Regions from separate parts of the Homo sapiens genome. Here region 2 is linked to region 1. The links are chromatin loops, found by intact Hi-C in ENCODE. Cell type or tissue: GM12878. All regions are shown on one strand.

Evidence for each region. Hi-C counts contacts between places; a loop is a spot of excess contacts. Peaks named below come from ENCODE experiments on the same cell type or tissue, not always from the same donor. Only the 100,000 strongest peaks of a DNase experiment are listed, where the experiment ranks them.
Region 2: it touches region 1 in a loop (2.0-fold over the local background); 2 of 110 quality-filtered maps call a loop at or near these places.

Annotation. Positions count from the first base shown.
Region 1 is chr6:119,530,972-119,538,971 of GRCh38, reverse strand. No RefSeq gene overlaps it. Among named protein-coding and RNA genes, the nearest start is that of MAN1A1, 190 kb to the right of the region's middle. In GM12878, no CTCF peak of the experiment used is centred here; DNase peaks (open chromatin) are centred at 3,451 and 5,231; H3K27ac peaks cover 188 bases.
Region 2 is chr6:119,441,064-119,449,063 of GRCh38, reverse strand. No RefSeq gene overlaps it. Among named protein-coding and RNA genes, the nearest start is that of MAN1A1, 95 kb to the right of the region's middle. In GM12878, no CTCF peak of the experiment used is centred here; a DNase peak (open chromatin) is centred at 4,245; H3K27ac peaks cover 2,327 bases.

The DNA.
Region 1 (8,000 bases):
GCACATTTTATATCAGCTTTCATTTCAGATTATATTTTCAAGCATGTCTGTATAGCAAATAACCTTGAGTAATAGAGACAGTATCTCCCTCTGAGGCACAGGGTAGATTTGTTTCATGACCATTATAATAAAAGATAATGTCTTTTTTCAGGCAAAAGTTGGGTATATCTGTTATCAGTACCCTCTCAAATTTCAGGCTTTCCTCAGCTATAATTCAACTCTATTACGCATACAGCATTTTCCTGGGCTACTCCATATCACACTATGGGACTTTGGAGGCAGGTAAACCAATGAGTATATGAAGCTCATGCTGCCTGCAGTGCCATGAATAATAAAGTCCTTTGTCTCTTACCCAGGAGTATTGTATCTTCTACCAGCATCCATGAAATTGTTAGCTTGCAGGTAAGGTAAAAATCTCAGACCCTTCACAGTTATTAACTACTGCGAAACAAGATAACCTCAAAAATAAAAATCATTCCTGGATTCATTATAATCTAAATTTTGAAACCAAACATAAAGAAAAAACCTTGAAAGTAGCTAGAGAAAAAAAACGATGACACACAGTGGAACAATGATTTTAATTACCCTGGGTTTCCCATCAGAAATAATTGGGGGCCAGAATGCAGTGGGAAAACATCTTTAAACTGCTGAATAAAAGTCAACCCAGAATTCCATATTCTGCAAAAATGTCCATCAAAAATGGAGAAAGGATGACATTCTCAAATGAAAAAAAAAAATCTAACAAAATCTATCCACAGCAGATATTATCTACAAGAAATGATAGAACAAGATTCTTCAAATTGAAGGGGAATAATACCACAAGATTATTGGACTCTTTAGAAATAAAGAACAACAGAAATGATAAATATATGTATAATTTAAAACACTATTTTTCTCTTTTAAGTTCTGCTGAAAGCAAAAATTATAACATTCTACTCTGGATTTTCAATGTATGGAGATGTTATATGATATTTTACCATGAAGGACAAACAGGTTAAAGAGCTATATGGTTGCAAGTTTTCTACATTTAACATAAAGTGGTATAATATTAGCCATATTAGACAATGAAAAGTTAGGTATTTATGTTGTAATACCTAAAGCAATTACTGAGAAATAATACAAAGATGTATAGCCAAAAATTCAAGGTTCAAATAATGCAAAAGATGGTAGAAAGAAGTGGAGTGGGGGAAAATAGCTGAGAAACAGAAAATTCAGGGGATAGAGAACAAATAATAAAATGGTAGACTTAAATCCAGTCATTTCAATAATTTTATTAAAAGCTAATGGTCTACTTCCAAAAAATAGCATAGGAGGAATCACTTCCCAACTCATTCTATGAGGGCAGTATTACACCGATACCAAAACCAGACAGTGAAATGAGACTTAAAGCTACAGGAAATAAAATAAATTTCAATTTACATATTTGATTAGAAATAAAATATGTTATCATAGAAGTATATGCCCATAATAACATATATTAATAATATTATAACAATAGGATGTTTTACCCTAAACATTAGGCATTTTTATCCTAAAGAGTATGGTAGAATCTTAGGAGAGAAACTAAATGAAAATAAAAATTTTAGAAGAAAAAGAAACAATGTAAAATTATTGTTAAGGAAGAACTTGCTCATATTTTATAATTGGATAATAGCAGGTCAAATTACAATCATATTTAGATTCTATTGGACACATTTTAAAAAGCGTTTTAACGGTTTCTTTAAAAATATCAATACTTACCATGCTCCAGAAATTACATTCTTTGTAACTATTAAAGTTAAAGTGATAAATTTTAGACAATAACTTGAAAATGTATGATGAGGTTTACAGATTTTGAAAATCATTTTGAGGTTATTCAAATAAAAGAAGTTGAAGACTACCAGAAGAGAGAAGATTATGACAGCTAAGCTATGAAGCATAGAGCTCTGTGGTAGAAGGATACGATAGGAGGAAAAAAAGAAGTCTTCCTCTTTTGAACATGCAAAGAATGTGAAACAGCCAGCCATATCCCGACTTCCCTGTCTCTGGCACTGTTGGTACTATTCAGAGGAAAGTAGGTTAGATATCTGCAGTGGGTCGGGCTCTCTCTTCTCCTCTCACCAACTGGTCCTCTGGGAAGTGACTCCTCCCCTCTGCCAGGAGGTTGAGTGAATCCTCTCCCTCCTACACACACATAACCCACCCAGCAACATCTCAGCAAGGGCGTGGGCAGAGGAGCACAGAAATTTGATAAACCCGAGATTTTGAGTATTATCTGAAACCATTTGATAATTCCATAGAATTGTTCTAAATTTATACCTTTTTTCTACTTTTGATTCTTTTGGATATATTTGAGTGATGTAACCGTTTTCTTTTAAAATATCAGTAATTATAACCAAAAGTACATCTTTTGCAACAATATATAATTATGATTTTTAAAAATGTAGATATTAACATCAAAATGTATGAGGGAGTACTTAAGATTTCTCCCCATGGGCAAGGGTTCAGAAAACAAAACAAAGAATATACATGTTTTTCTGCACATTTAAACATATTTCAGGTAACACCTGCAACCTTAGTACCTAAGAATTTTCCAGGAAGAAAAGAAGTAGAAACTATATAAAATGAGAAACTGACTGGTTACATCAGAAACACCCCTCCCTTTACTAAAACATCACAGCTGGCTGGGCGCAGTGGCTCACGCCTGTAATCCCAGCACTTTGGGAGACCAAGGCTGGTGGATCATCTGAGGTCAGGACTTCCAGACCAGCCTGGCCAAGATGGCGGAACCCTGTCTCTACTAAAAATGCAAAAATTAGCCGGGCATGGTGGTACACGCCTGTAATCCCAGCTACATAGGAGGCTGAGGCAGCAGAATCACTTGAACCCGGGAGCGGAGGTTGCAGCGAGCCGAGATCGCGCCACTGCACTCCCGCCTGTGTGACAGAGTGAGACTCTGTCTTAAAAAATAATACTAAAAATAGTGAAATAACAGCTCGTGAGTGGCTCTGTTTCCATGACCTGGGTCAGAACACATTCTCTTTGGACAACAGCATCTACAGTATTATTCAAGAGGAGTATAGCATTTGGGGTAGAAGACTAATTCCTATAAAGGAAAAATATACACTTGGCCCTACACTTTCTATAACTCTCCCTAAAAGTAACACAATATCAAAATATTTTCTTCCAGAAAAATGAGGAAAATGTAATTAATCATTTAGCTGCATACACTGTAAAACATAAAATTTAGTTATTTTTGTTTTTTGTCTATGTTTTGCATGGAGAATTTTCCTTCAAGAAAAAATACAACAAAAAGTGACAGACAAGGAACATCATCTCCGGTAGTTATCTGGCCCACAGCAGGCATGTCCCTCCAAACACACAATGCTTCTTGTGCTGGGTGTGGTGAACAGGCACATGACCCATGCAACCTCCTTTTGGTGCACTTTTCTGCAGTCAGAGTACATGCCTTGGGCTAGGACTCCAGATATGATTAAGTTCCCCCAACACTTGTACAATAACTGAAAGGTGGAACTGAAAATGAGGCTGTACCTCCATGGCTTCTCTTGGTCTTCCAGATCATGGCTGTTCCCTGATCATGACAACTTTACTGATCATAGGAAAGGCAATAGCTCTTTTGATAACCTAGTTCCATGATATGAATTCAAAGTGGTCTCTGAAAGCTTAATTTTCTGTTTCCACTATTTTCTCACTGATTCTATAATCAATTTAGTGATTATAATTACTGTAATTAATCCTTTCTCTTAACTAGCTGGAGTGGTTTCTGACTGATACACCTCTGTTGGCCTGGACCACCTGGCACAAGCTGCTAATCACAAAGTACTTTCCAGATTCCATTCTCCAGAAGGTAGGTTAATAGTGTAGGCTGCATCTGAACTCTACATACTCAGCCTCAGCCTTTCTCATAAACAGCCCAAGGACCTCAGCATTCTTTTCTCAAGAGTAGCAAGTAACTGACTTTCCCATTTATACCTGGTGCTAACTCAGAGCCCCCTAATGTTCCTGTCTGACTCTGCCAAGCTAGTTTGGAGCTCCAAACAGGAGTCATCTTTGGTCTACATTGTCTTACATTCCTATACCCATCTGTCTGAATCACCTTGCTATGCACATCCCAATTAAATGTCTCTTTTATTCCTGGAAACTAGACTATACGGAAATTATTTAGTTAATTCATTACATTTCCTGTTCTGTTCATTTAGACTACAGCAGTAACATCTCACATCTCTTTTTTAAAAAAATTTAAAAACCAAGTTTTTACGTAGCTCATTCCCTTTCTGAATTTCAAACAAGGATTCTGCGCAGGTGTCACAGCTTACCGATTTTCTATCTCTAATTCCCTCCTCTTCTGAAAAACTGAAGGTGCCTGTTTGCTTTAAATAGTAATTTTATCAACACACACAGGCCACTAAAATTATTTTAATTTAGGCTGTTTGATACAGTGCACAAGGCTCCCAAGAGGAAACAAAATACATTTTGCCTCCCCAAAACTCAATTCCATCCATAAGTAATCAAATGTAAATTATTTTAAACCTGCATGCACTTGAAACTACATCCATCAGAAGGTATTACGCCTGTAATAAGGTCCTTAAGCCACGTCTGTAATTTTCCTAGATCTGCCTATTTACCTGGTAGAATCTGGACTTCTTTCCAACCTACTAAATTCTTCTGTGTTATTATTTCCAGATAGCTTCGTCCCCATACACGTCTATCAAATATTTTCACCTATTTGTTATGTAATAGTACTAAAAATAGATCCTACTGCATATATTTACTTCATGTCTTCTATTTCCTGGCCATATAATCACTACCTTCTGTGAGCTCATGGCCACGTGCCTTTCGTGTTCTGTGCACCTTTAAATACCATGCCTGCCTTCCTGCAAGGGCTACAGGAGGATGGCAAGGACATTGGAGGACGTTGGAGTTGAGCAGATCACCTGTCAAATCCCAGTGTGAGTTGAGTGACACTGAGCAACTGTTGAACTGTTTGAGCTTTCATTCCCTCATCTATAAAATGGGATTTATAATACTTACCTTATTATGTTGTCAGAAAAAACAAATGAGATAATTTATGTAGAACACCTGGCTCAGCACCTGGTAACATAAAAGGTAAAAGGATGAGTCTTTTGAAATGTAATTCTCCAGATGTGGTTTTATAACTCAGCCTATTGCTCATGACTAATAGAGGATTTGTTTAAAACCCCTAGAGGCACTTCCCCAGATGCCGTATGATTCATTTCTGAAAACAGTCATCAAAAACTTTGTTTTAATTTTAGGAAATGTGCTGTAGACTGACTGAAATTTAATGTCATAATTATACAGATAGCAGAGGTGCCACTGGGCCTTCCTCTGTCCTCCCTCTCCCTCCTTCATCTGCTTTCTTACAGATCATTCCTCTAGCAATATTTCTCTCCAGGCCCATTCAGGACAGAAAGTAATTATTCTATGTCTTGGCCTTTGTGCTAAAGACTTTCTTCCCAATTCCAACCTCAAAGTGCCCAATTCTGCTAATATATTGTTTTCCATAGTAGTATTCTTCAAACAAATCTTGTGTTTGTGCTAAACTCTCAAAAGCAAGTGACCTACCCAAAATCACTAAATGAAAGTAAAATGTAAGCAGAAATTCAGTCAATTCAGCCGGTTTGGGAATTTGGGATGTTTCCCTATAACTGTGTTCTGTAACTCAGGCTGGGGATCCAGGACAAGGGGTGGCAATGCTTCTAACTCACACAGGAAATCTGAAAGTTTTGTCTGCTTTCATCAATCACTAGGGTTTAAAGCAAGACCCATCATCTGCAGGACTTGGTGAGGTAAATTTACATGTATAATTGATACAGGGTAGAATTCAGCTTTTGTCTCTCAACAAGAGATTGCACTTTCTATTTGGTCAGCTGTAGATCAAATGTTATTAAAGTGCAGAGAGGTTACATACCAAATTTAATTTGCTTCCACAAGGAGATCCTCACAGGAAGAATTATACTTAACTACTAAACATACTGTACTGACAAATTTAAATAACTTGCTTTTTTGGTATACTTAGGAGAGTATTAACGGTAAATATTTTTAAAAATTTGTTCTCAACAACTGCATTTTTGTGAGAAATTTATATCAAAGCAAATATAAAACGGAAAACTCAACACTGATCTTCACATTATTAAGACAAAATGTAATGATATGGAAAATTCTGAATAAAATTAAAATTGTCCATAACCCAACCATTCGAATATTTTTATTATTCATTAACATTTTGATGTATTTTCTTCCATCCTTTTTTCTCTGCTCAATTTTGAAAACATTTGCAACAAAATAACCATTTAATTTTATATCCTGGATTTCTTCCAATTTATCATTATAATCTGAACACTCTTCATATTATTAAAAACGTTCTATAAATATCATTTCAATAATTCCAAAATATTATATGAATGTACATAGTTTATTTAACCATGATCAGTTAGAATACTTTAAACATTTTAATTTGTATGTAATATTTTGTATGTTCAAATTTACCAAAATTTCTGATTACTCCCGCAGTATAGAAAAGTTAAATTGCTAGGTCAAAGTGCTTTAACATTTTACCATTCTTGATATTATAGCTTCATGATTAAGTGCATGAATTTTTAAAGTCAGATATACCCTATATGGAATCCCGAATCCACCAAAATTATGAGATTTCTGCTTTTAGGTATATTACTTATCCTCTCTGAGGCTCTATTTCTTCATCTGCAAATCAGGGAATAATAATTCATGTGGCACAGTCCTAGGAGTATTAAATGATATAATAATGTGCATTTGGCATAGTGTTTAAAAGCTTGAATCTACCTGGTTTGAATTCTAGTCTGATCATAGACTAGTTGTGTAATCTGGGCTAATCTTTTTATGCTTCAGCTTCCTCATCTCTAGAATAGAAGAAATACTGCCTAATTCCCAGGATTATTGCAAGGCAAAAATAAGTTAATAAATGTAAACTAAGACAGAGCCTGGCAGATAGAAAGCCCTTGATAAATATTACTGCTGCTGTTGCTAAAGAGAGGATTCTGTCCAGTCCTCTCAAGTGGTAAGCTCTCCACTACTACAATAAATATTTACTATAAATTACTTTCTAGAAAGATTGAACATATTTCCTTGCAACAAATATTAAAATGTACACATGCTTTATCCATTCAGTATAACAACAAAACAAAAGAAATTAGCAATTTGAGGGATCATATAATCGAACTTGCCAGTTATGCTTAGCATAATAGGATCGTTTGATTTTAGAAAAGAGTACCTGAGAGTTCTTCCTATCCAACCCAATCATTTTACTGTATTTGATCATCCTCCTTAAAGAATGATGAGACAGCTGAGTTTCTTAAATTCAAACACACAAATTGTACATTTTTCAAAGCTATTTTCCTCTTTCCCCAGCTTTATTCTTCTCACCTCAATAGTGGCACTGTCTATTGGGCACAATACTACCTACACAGCTGAGCTCCTATGGATGTCTAGGTCATTGGGATCAGTCACTGAACAGTCATTTATTGTTTATCTAGTGTGTACAGTTTCTTAAGTGTGATAGAATAAAATATCTTTCATGGCTATATATCGTAAGAACATTTTTGAAACATTCACTGATGTCTCCTCTCCTCAATATTTCACGTCACCCTTTATCCTCCTTAACTCACCCACTGTATTAGTCTGTTTTCACACTGCTATAAAGATACTACCTAAGACTGGTTAATTTATAAAGGAAAGAGGTTTAATTGACTCACAGTTTTGCATGGCTGTGGAGACCTCAGGAAACTTACAATTTTGGCAGAAGGTGAAGGGGAAGCAAGGCATGGTGGAAGGCAAGAGAGAGCGCAGATATGTCACACTTTAAAACCATCAGCTCTCATGAGAACTCTCTCACTATTACGAGAATAGCATGGAGGAAACTGCCCCCATGATTCAATCACTTCCCATCAGGTCCCTCCCTCAACATCTGGGAATGACAATTCAATATGAGATTTGGGTTGGGACAC
Region 2 (8,000 bases), 90 kb after region 1:
GAATGTGCCTTAAATGTGTCAAAATGGATGTTGTTTGGAAGAAAAAATAGCATTCTTCGCATAGCCCAAGATGGAGAATAAGGCCAACAGATGGCAATTAGAGGCAGAGTGACCAACTGTCCTGGTTTGCCCAGGACTGACGGATGCCCTGGGATGCAGAATTTTCAGTGTTAAAACAGGACAGCTCCAGACAAACCAGAACAGTTGGTCACCTGGGATGACAGATTTCAGTTCAATTAAAGAAAGACATAGAGTCAGAGCTTTCTTACCACAAAGAAATGATCCATGTTTGAGGGTACACTAAATACTTTGATTTGATGATTATACAATGTATACATGTATTGAAACGTCACACTGAACCCCATAAATATGCACAATTTTTATGTGCATATTTATTTTTATTTTAAAATGAAATAAAACAACAAAAAGACAGCTGTTCAAAGGCAGATAACAATTTTACTACCACTGGAAATGCTCAAATATAGTTTAGCCTTTAGCTCAAGGCTGCCAACAAGAGGGAGGTGGGAGTTGATGACCCCAAAGGAGAGAAGAAGAGTAATCTGGTACCATGAACTTTTTAAAAAATTTATTGGAATATAAGCATTTTCCAATTGATTATTTGTTTGCTTTTGGCAGTCATTTAAGAAACTTTCTCTAAGAAACTCATTGGTTCATATGTTTCTTCCATTAAGTGTGTGTGTACACAAACACACACACACACACACACACACACATGCACACATATATATGTATATATGTACCTCACAGTTTGGGCAGAGAAGCAAATTTAGCTCTAATTCCAATCCCAGTACTTTTCTACTCTGTTTTCCCACCCGCTCCACCATGCCCAACACACAAACACACACAAACTTACCATAACAGCCTATGGGTTGAATTAGACAGTCATTGTGTTAGGAAAATGGAAGCTTGTTCCGTCAAGCCTCCCTCTCAGTTCCTTCTTTCTAAAAGTGAATTTTTGAGGGCCTACTTTATTTTGTGGGAAGTGGGGTGGGAAACCTTTTTTTTTTTTTTGAGATGGAGTCTTGCACTTGTTGCCCAGGGTGGAGTGCGGTGGTGCAATCTCAGCTCACTGCAACCTCCACCTCCCAGGTTCAAGTGATTCTCCTACCTCAACCTCCTGAGTAGCTGGGATTACAGGTGCCCACCACCAGGCCTGGCTAATTTTTGTATTTTTAGTAGAGACAGGATTTCACCATGTTGGCCAGGCTAGTCTCAAAGTCCTGACCTCAGGTGATCTGTGCACCTCAGCCTCCCAAAGTGCTGGGATTACAGGCGTGAGCCACCAAGCCCAGTGGTAAATCTTAATATGGTCCCTGTTATCATGAATTTGTGAAAAGATAACTAAAATGCACTTATAGCAATTAAAGAAGGCTCTAGTTAGTGACTAATTGTGCCTCTGTACACCTTCAAGCCTGTGGACCAAGGGCAGTACTGAGTTACAGCTGCAAAGGCCAGAGCCTTTGTTTGCTTGGGGAAGGCTGGAGAGTTCCACACTTATTATACAAAGTTAGGGTAAGAATGACCATACGTTTCCATTTTCTCAGAACAGCCCATGTCTACTCATACTATTCCAGCATAATTATTAATAGTATCCCAGTTTGGATGATAAATTAAATGACCACCCTAGATACAGCTATTGGACATAGTCAGAATAAGGGCTGAAGTTGAACAACCAATGGCACTGGGTCATGCTCTGGGCATTTTTTTAGTATTAGATTTCTAGCATATACCCATGCTGAGTCCAGGTCTCAAGAAAATGTTTACGCTTCTGTGCATATAGGAATATTTGTGTTAACATTAAATCATGGTTAAAAGAAACAAATTCAAAGAAAACATACAGTGAAGTTATCATTAAAAATTTCTCAATGATAACTTTGTGGGTTTTGTTTTCATGTTTGTTTAACAATAGAAGAATGGAAAATAACATTGTCTGGCTGGCAGTTGGTGATATTTATTAATTGGATATTCTTTCTGGTACTTTTGCTGGTTTTCCCTGTCATGCTGGTCAAACACACCCTAGAAAAACATACAGGTTGGACTTATCATTGGAACACGCCTAATTTTCACTGTCAGTATGCTGCGCAGGATGGCCACAATAGTTTTGTGGCTAAATAACCAAAGTCAAGTCTGCAAATAACTTTGACCCAGATACTTAAGATTTCAGAAGACTGGAGACAAGATCTGGAGCTTAGCCAGCTGGCCCTAAAACAAGGAAGTTTTCCAGACTATGGGGCAAATGTAAGACTGCTACATTCCCAAACTGGTTCTGAGATGCCTGTTCATTACCATCAACAGAGAAGCCTGTAGTTAGTGTTTAGAAAGAAGGAGGTTTTATAACTGAGGCTCATATTGAAAAAGAAAATAAAAGACTAGAAACCTGTGGCCAGAATAATGTGAGTGAGTCAGAATAAAAGAAGGAATAAAGGGAGGGAAAGCCCAGATCCAAAATGAGGCCGATCATACATGGGGCTTAGATATGTCCAAAAATGAGAGGGCCCACCAGGAAATCTCCTTGATTGACGGGCAAGGCAGCTTGTCAGCAGTGAACTCATCCTGATGTTAGAGAGAGTCAGGCAGACAAACTCCATCCAGTTAACAAAAGCTGAGTTGTTGAAGGGGAGAGATGATTCTAAATAAAGCATTGTCTGTCACTCCAGAGATCCTTATTGAGCATCTGTGATGTGCCAGGCACTGTTCTAGGTGGAGGCATGAGACATACAGTGAACAAATGAACAAATAAGCACAAGATAAATTCAGATAATAAGTGCTATGAAGAAAATGAAGCAGAGTGATGTAATAACACCACAGGGGGGGAAGGGAGAGAATATTTCAGGCTGAGTCATTAGGTAAGGCCTCTCTAAGGAGATGTGATTCTGAAAGAAAAGATGGAGCCATACTGTGAGCAAGTTAACTAAAGACTGGAGAGCATCCATTGGTTTGACAGCATCAAGCTCATCGGAGACCTTCACAAAGGCAGTTTCAGTGGAACAGTGGTGTAGATGCCAAATAGGAGAGGGCTGATGAGGTGGGGATAAAGTGAATGTGGGGTAAGGAAGCAGAGACAGAGACTGCAGACAGCGGTCCACTTCAGATCTAAGCTACCCGGAAATTGAAAAGTATATGCAGCTGCAGGAGAGCTTTTAAGAGGGGCCAGCCTGGAACACTGCGGAATGCTAAGAGAAGAATCCCCACTGAGAGGGAGAGTTAGACATGCAGAAAAGTCCTTGCGAAAACAGTAGGGAGTCAGATCCAGAACACATGTAGAGGCTGGTCTTTGACAAGAAGAGGGACACTTCCTCTACATTAACAAGAAGCAAGGAAAGGAGGGAACTAATGCAGGGGTGGTTTTATGGACCTGTCAAGCTGGATCCCTATTAACTTCATTAGGGATGGTATCAGGTTCAAGAGGCTCAAGAAGAGACCCAGAGCGAGCAAACAAGACATAGGGTTTACTAAGGGGACTTAGATACAGAGTGGCCCAGTGGCAATGGGTTGGATGACAGAACTGCTACCACTTGCAAAAAACATGCAATTTATATAGCATTTTTGCATAGCATCCTCCTCCAGCAACCTCCACCTCACAGCCTTCATTTAACCCAAAACAAAGGGCCTCAACCCCCTGCACAGCCCGTGTTCCATGGGACAGGTGGAGGTTCATATGTTCTTCATAGATAAGAAATGAATTTCTGAGTTGGCCACTCCCAGTTTCCTTAACTTGTAACTCTGAACACATATTCAGGTGCATCTGCCATACAGGATCATTCTCAGTGTATGCTTAAGTTACGGCTATCAGGCGTGTCTGCCATACAGAGCCTGACAATGGGAAGTTTAAAGAGTTCCTATCTCATTACTTTTATTTTGTTAATGAAATAAGAAATGAGGTCATCAGTGAGAGTGAGTAAGATGTAAGGGGGAGGGGAGAAAGTATAAAACAGTTCTCTTGAGAATGATTAAGTTTATTAGGGAAACACTGTCAGGCAGTGCAGAGTACCTATTTAAGGCACCTAAATATGATGATGAATTTATTTAATGAAACAGGCAGCCTCCTTATTGATTTTTCTCCAGCCATACACATTTGTTCAGATCTAAATACAAAGAAGGTAGATAGGTCCAACCAGTGCTAAAGTTGTGGCAGATGAGTGTGCTCATCGCAGAACTGAATAAGGGAGGTGAGAGTGTCTGTAGGGACATGATTATGACTTCTACCATAAAATCTAAGCTGGACAAAAAGGGAAGTGAGGGATAGTTGATAGATAATGAAACTGTGGTGGCATTAATGGAGTGGAGTTCTCAGTGAAATGATACTAGCCTGCAGCTGGAAAGTGGAATACAGTACCTGAGTCAGAAATTTCAGAGGCAGGATGCAGGATGTTTTGGCAGTTAAGGTAGAGAAGCTAAAAGAAGAACATTGTCACAGAAAAGGTATAATAGTCCATTCTCACATTGCTATAAAGAAATACCTGAGACTGGGTAATTAATAAGAAGTTCAATTGGCTCACAGTTCCACAGGACGTACAGGAAGCATGACAAGATCTGCTTCTGGGGAGGCCTCAGGAAATGTACGATCATGGCAGAAAGCAAAGAGAAATCAGGCACGTTTTACATGGCTGGAACAGGAGTGGGGGCAGGGGGATTAACCACACATTTTTAAACAAATAGATCTCGTGAGAACTCTATCACAAGAACAGCACCAAAGGAGGAAATCCACCCCCATGATCCAATCACATCCCACCAGGCCCCATCTCCAACACTGGGATTACAATTCAACATGAGATTTAGGTGGGGACACAGATCCAAACCATATCAGAAGGCAAAGGAAATAAGAGCAATGGTGGAGAATGAGTCAGCCTAGGCATTATGAAACAGCCTATGAGAACTACAGCAGAGTTGGCTTCGAAAGCTGTAAGCCAGGGATATCTCCCCTGAATGAAGAGAGGTTGGTAAAACATCACCTGGCCATGCATAATGACTAAGGATACGTGCTCTAAAGTCAGACTGCTAGAGTTTGAATCCCAGCTTAACCACCTTCTCACAGAGACCCTGGCGGCAACAAAAATAACACCAAACACTCAGATGGTATCTACTAAGTACTTTACATATATTTATACCTCACAATAAGCCAATGAGTTAGACACTTCTGAATTCACATTACACAAATGAGAATAAGTTTTTTGTCCTCTTTAAACCTCACAATGATATGATAAGGTTTGTTCCTATCTTATGGGGTTTTTGTGAGTTTTCAGCGAAATAATTTATGCAAAATGATTAGTACACTGTCTAGCTCCTAGAAGTGTTCAATAAACGTTAACCGATATTATGAGGAGAAAGGACAAGGAGCAGGGTTTTAATAAGGAGCGATGGTCTGGAAGCAACCCTGGGAAGCCAGGAAGAAACTCACCCACTGCTGGCCTTGAAGAACATGGAAGGTTTTGCCTTTTTTTGGTAGGAAAAAAAAAGAGAAAAAGAAAAAAAAAAATGGAGCATGGAACAAACCAAAAAGTACATCAGATTTATACAATTAAAAAAAAAAATCTCTGCTGGGCATGGTGGCTCACGCCTGTAATCCCAACACTTGGGGAGGCCAAGGCAGTGGATCGCTTGTAACCAGGAGCTCAAGACCAGCCTGGGCAACAAGGCGAAACCCTGTCTCTACAAAAAATACAAAAATTATCCAGGTGTAGTGACCTGTGCCTGTAATCCCAGCTACTCAGGAGGCTGAGGTGGGAGAATCGCTTGAGCCCGGGAGGTTGAGGCTGCAGTGGGCCAAGATTGCACCACTGCACTCCAGCCTGGGTGACATAGCAAGACCCTGTCTCAGAGAAAACAAAAAACAAAAAAAACGCCTGGCTGAGTGCCCATATGGGTGTCAGGTAAGGAAAGGAATTGGAGAAGTCAGATAAAAGTCTAGCAATACTGGACAGTTTGTTACTCAAGAAAGAGGGGTTTTAGAGGATGGAGCAACAGGGAGGATAACGCAGGTCTGTTGAGTCGGAAGAGACATGTACAAAGAAGTGCGCGGTTGGGCTGAGAGTTTAGTGACCCTCATGACATGCACGTTTACCAGACAGGCTGACTTTAGATCTTCCTAACCCTGTGACTCCACTTCAACGGCCGTGAAACTAACAGCTGTTCAAAGAGAAAAAGCAAGTTGGAAAAACAGGAAACAGGTGGCCGTTTTCGAAGAACAGTACACATGTTCATCTGACCAAGCAAGATTTAGCCTTGAATCCAGCAAACACTTTTTGAGCATCTACTATATGGCAGGGCCTGAGCTAGGCTCATCTGCATATATTATCTTATTTAATCCTCAGAACCACAAAGCAAAGTGTATGTGTGTTAAGATTATAAAGGCTTAATATTAAAACAGAGTGATGTAATCAGCAGTCAAGCTGGAACATTCCAGAATCCTCAACCCTTTTTACCTCCAAGGATGTAGTGGTTACCTCGAAGACAGGTCAGACACACCTGCCTATATCCTTTCTCTTTGTTCTTTCCTCTTGTCCACCTTGGTGGTTCTCAAAGAACTCCTGAACAGAGCTATATCCTCAAAACTATATTCACTATCCTTTATGGATAATTTAAAGGATTTCCAAAAATAATTCTAATTTTGTCTTAAATACTAACTGTGTCCGGAATTGGTGGGTTCTTGGTCTCACTGACTTCAAGAATGGACCCTCGCGGTGAGTGTTACAGCTCTTAAGGTGGCGCGTCTGGAGTTTGTTCCTTCTGATGTTCGGATGTGTTCGGAGTTTCTTCCTTCTGGTGGGTTCGTGGTCTCGCTGGCTCAGGAGTGAAGCTGCGGACCTTCGCTGTGAGTGTTACAGCTCTTAAGGCGGCGCGTCTGGAGTTGTTCGTTCCTCCCAGTTGGTTCGTGGTCTTGCTGGCTTCAGGAGTGAAGCTGCAGACCTTCGCGGTGTTACAGCTCATAAAGGCAGTGTGGACCCAAAGAGTGAGCAGTAGCAAGATTTATTGCAAAGAACAAAAGAACAAAGCTTCCAGAGTGTGGAAGGGGACCCGAGTGGGTTGCCACTGCTGGCTGGGGCAGCCTGCTTTTATTCTCTTATCTGGCCCCACCCACATCCTGTTGATTGGTTCATTTTACAGAGAGCCAAGTGGTCTGTTTTGACAGGGTGCTGATTGGTGCGTTTACAATCCCTGAGCTAGACACAAAGGTTCTCCAGGTCCCCACTAGATTAGCTAGATACAGAGTGTGGACACAAAGGTTCTCCAAGTTCCCACCAGAGTAGCTAGATACAGAGTGTCGATTGGTGCATTCACAAACCCTGAGCTAGACACAGGGTGCTGATTGGTGAGTTTACAATCCCTGAGCTAGACACAAAGATTCTCCACCTCCCCACTAGATTAGCTAGATACAGAGTGTCAACACAAAGGTTCTCCAAGTCCCCACCAGAGTAGCTAAATACAGAGTGTGGACTGGTGCATTCACAAACCCTGAGCTAGACACAGGGTGCTGATTGGTGTGTTTACAAACCTTGAGCTAGACACAGGGTGCCGATTGGTGTATTTACAATCCCTTAGCTAGACATAAAGATTCTCCAAGTCCCCACCAGTCAGGAGCCCAGCTGGCTTCACCCAGTGGATCTCGCACTGGGGCTGCAGGTGGGACTGCCTGACCATCCCACGCCGTGCGCCTACACTCCTCAGCCCTTGGGTGATCGATGGGACTGGGCGCCGTGAAGCAGGGGGCGGCGCTCGTCCGGCAGGCTCCGGCTGCACAGGAGCCCACCAAGCGGTGGGGCCGGGGAGGCTCAGGCATGGCGGGCTGCAGGTCCGAGCCCTGCCCCGCGGGAAGGCAGCTAAGGCCCGCGAGAAATCGAGCGCAGCGCCGGTGGGCCAGCACTGCTGGGAGACCCAGCACACCCTCCGCAGCTGCTTGCCCAGGTACTAAGCTCCTCATTGCCCAGGGTGGACAGGGCCAGCCGGCCGCTCCGAGTGCGGGTCCCGCCGAGTCCACACCC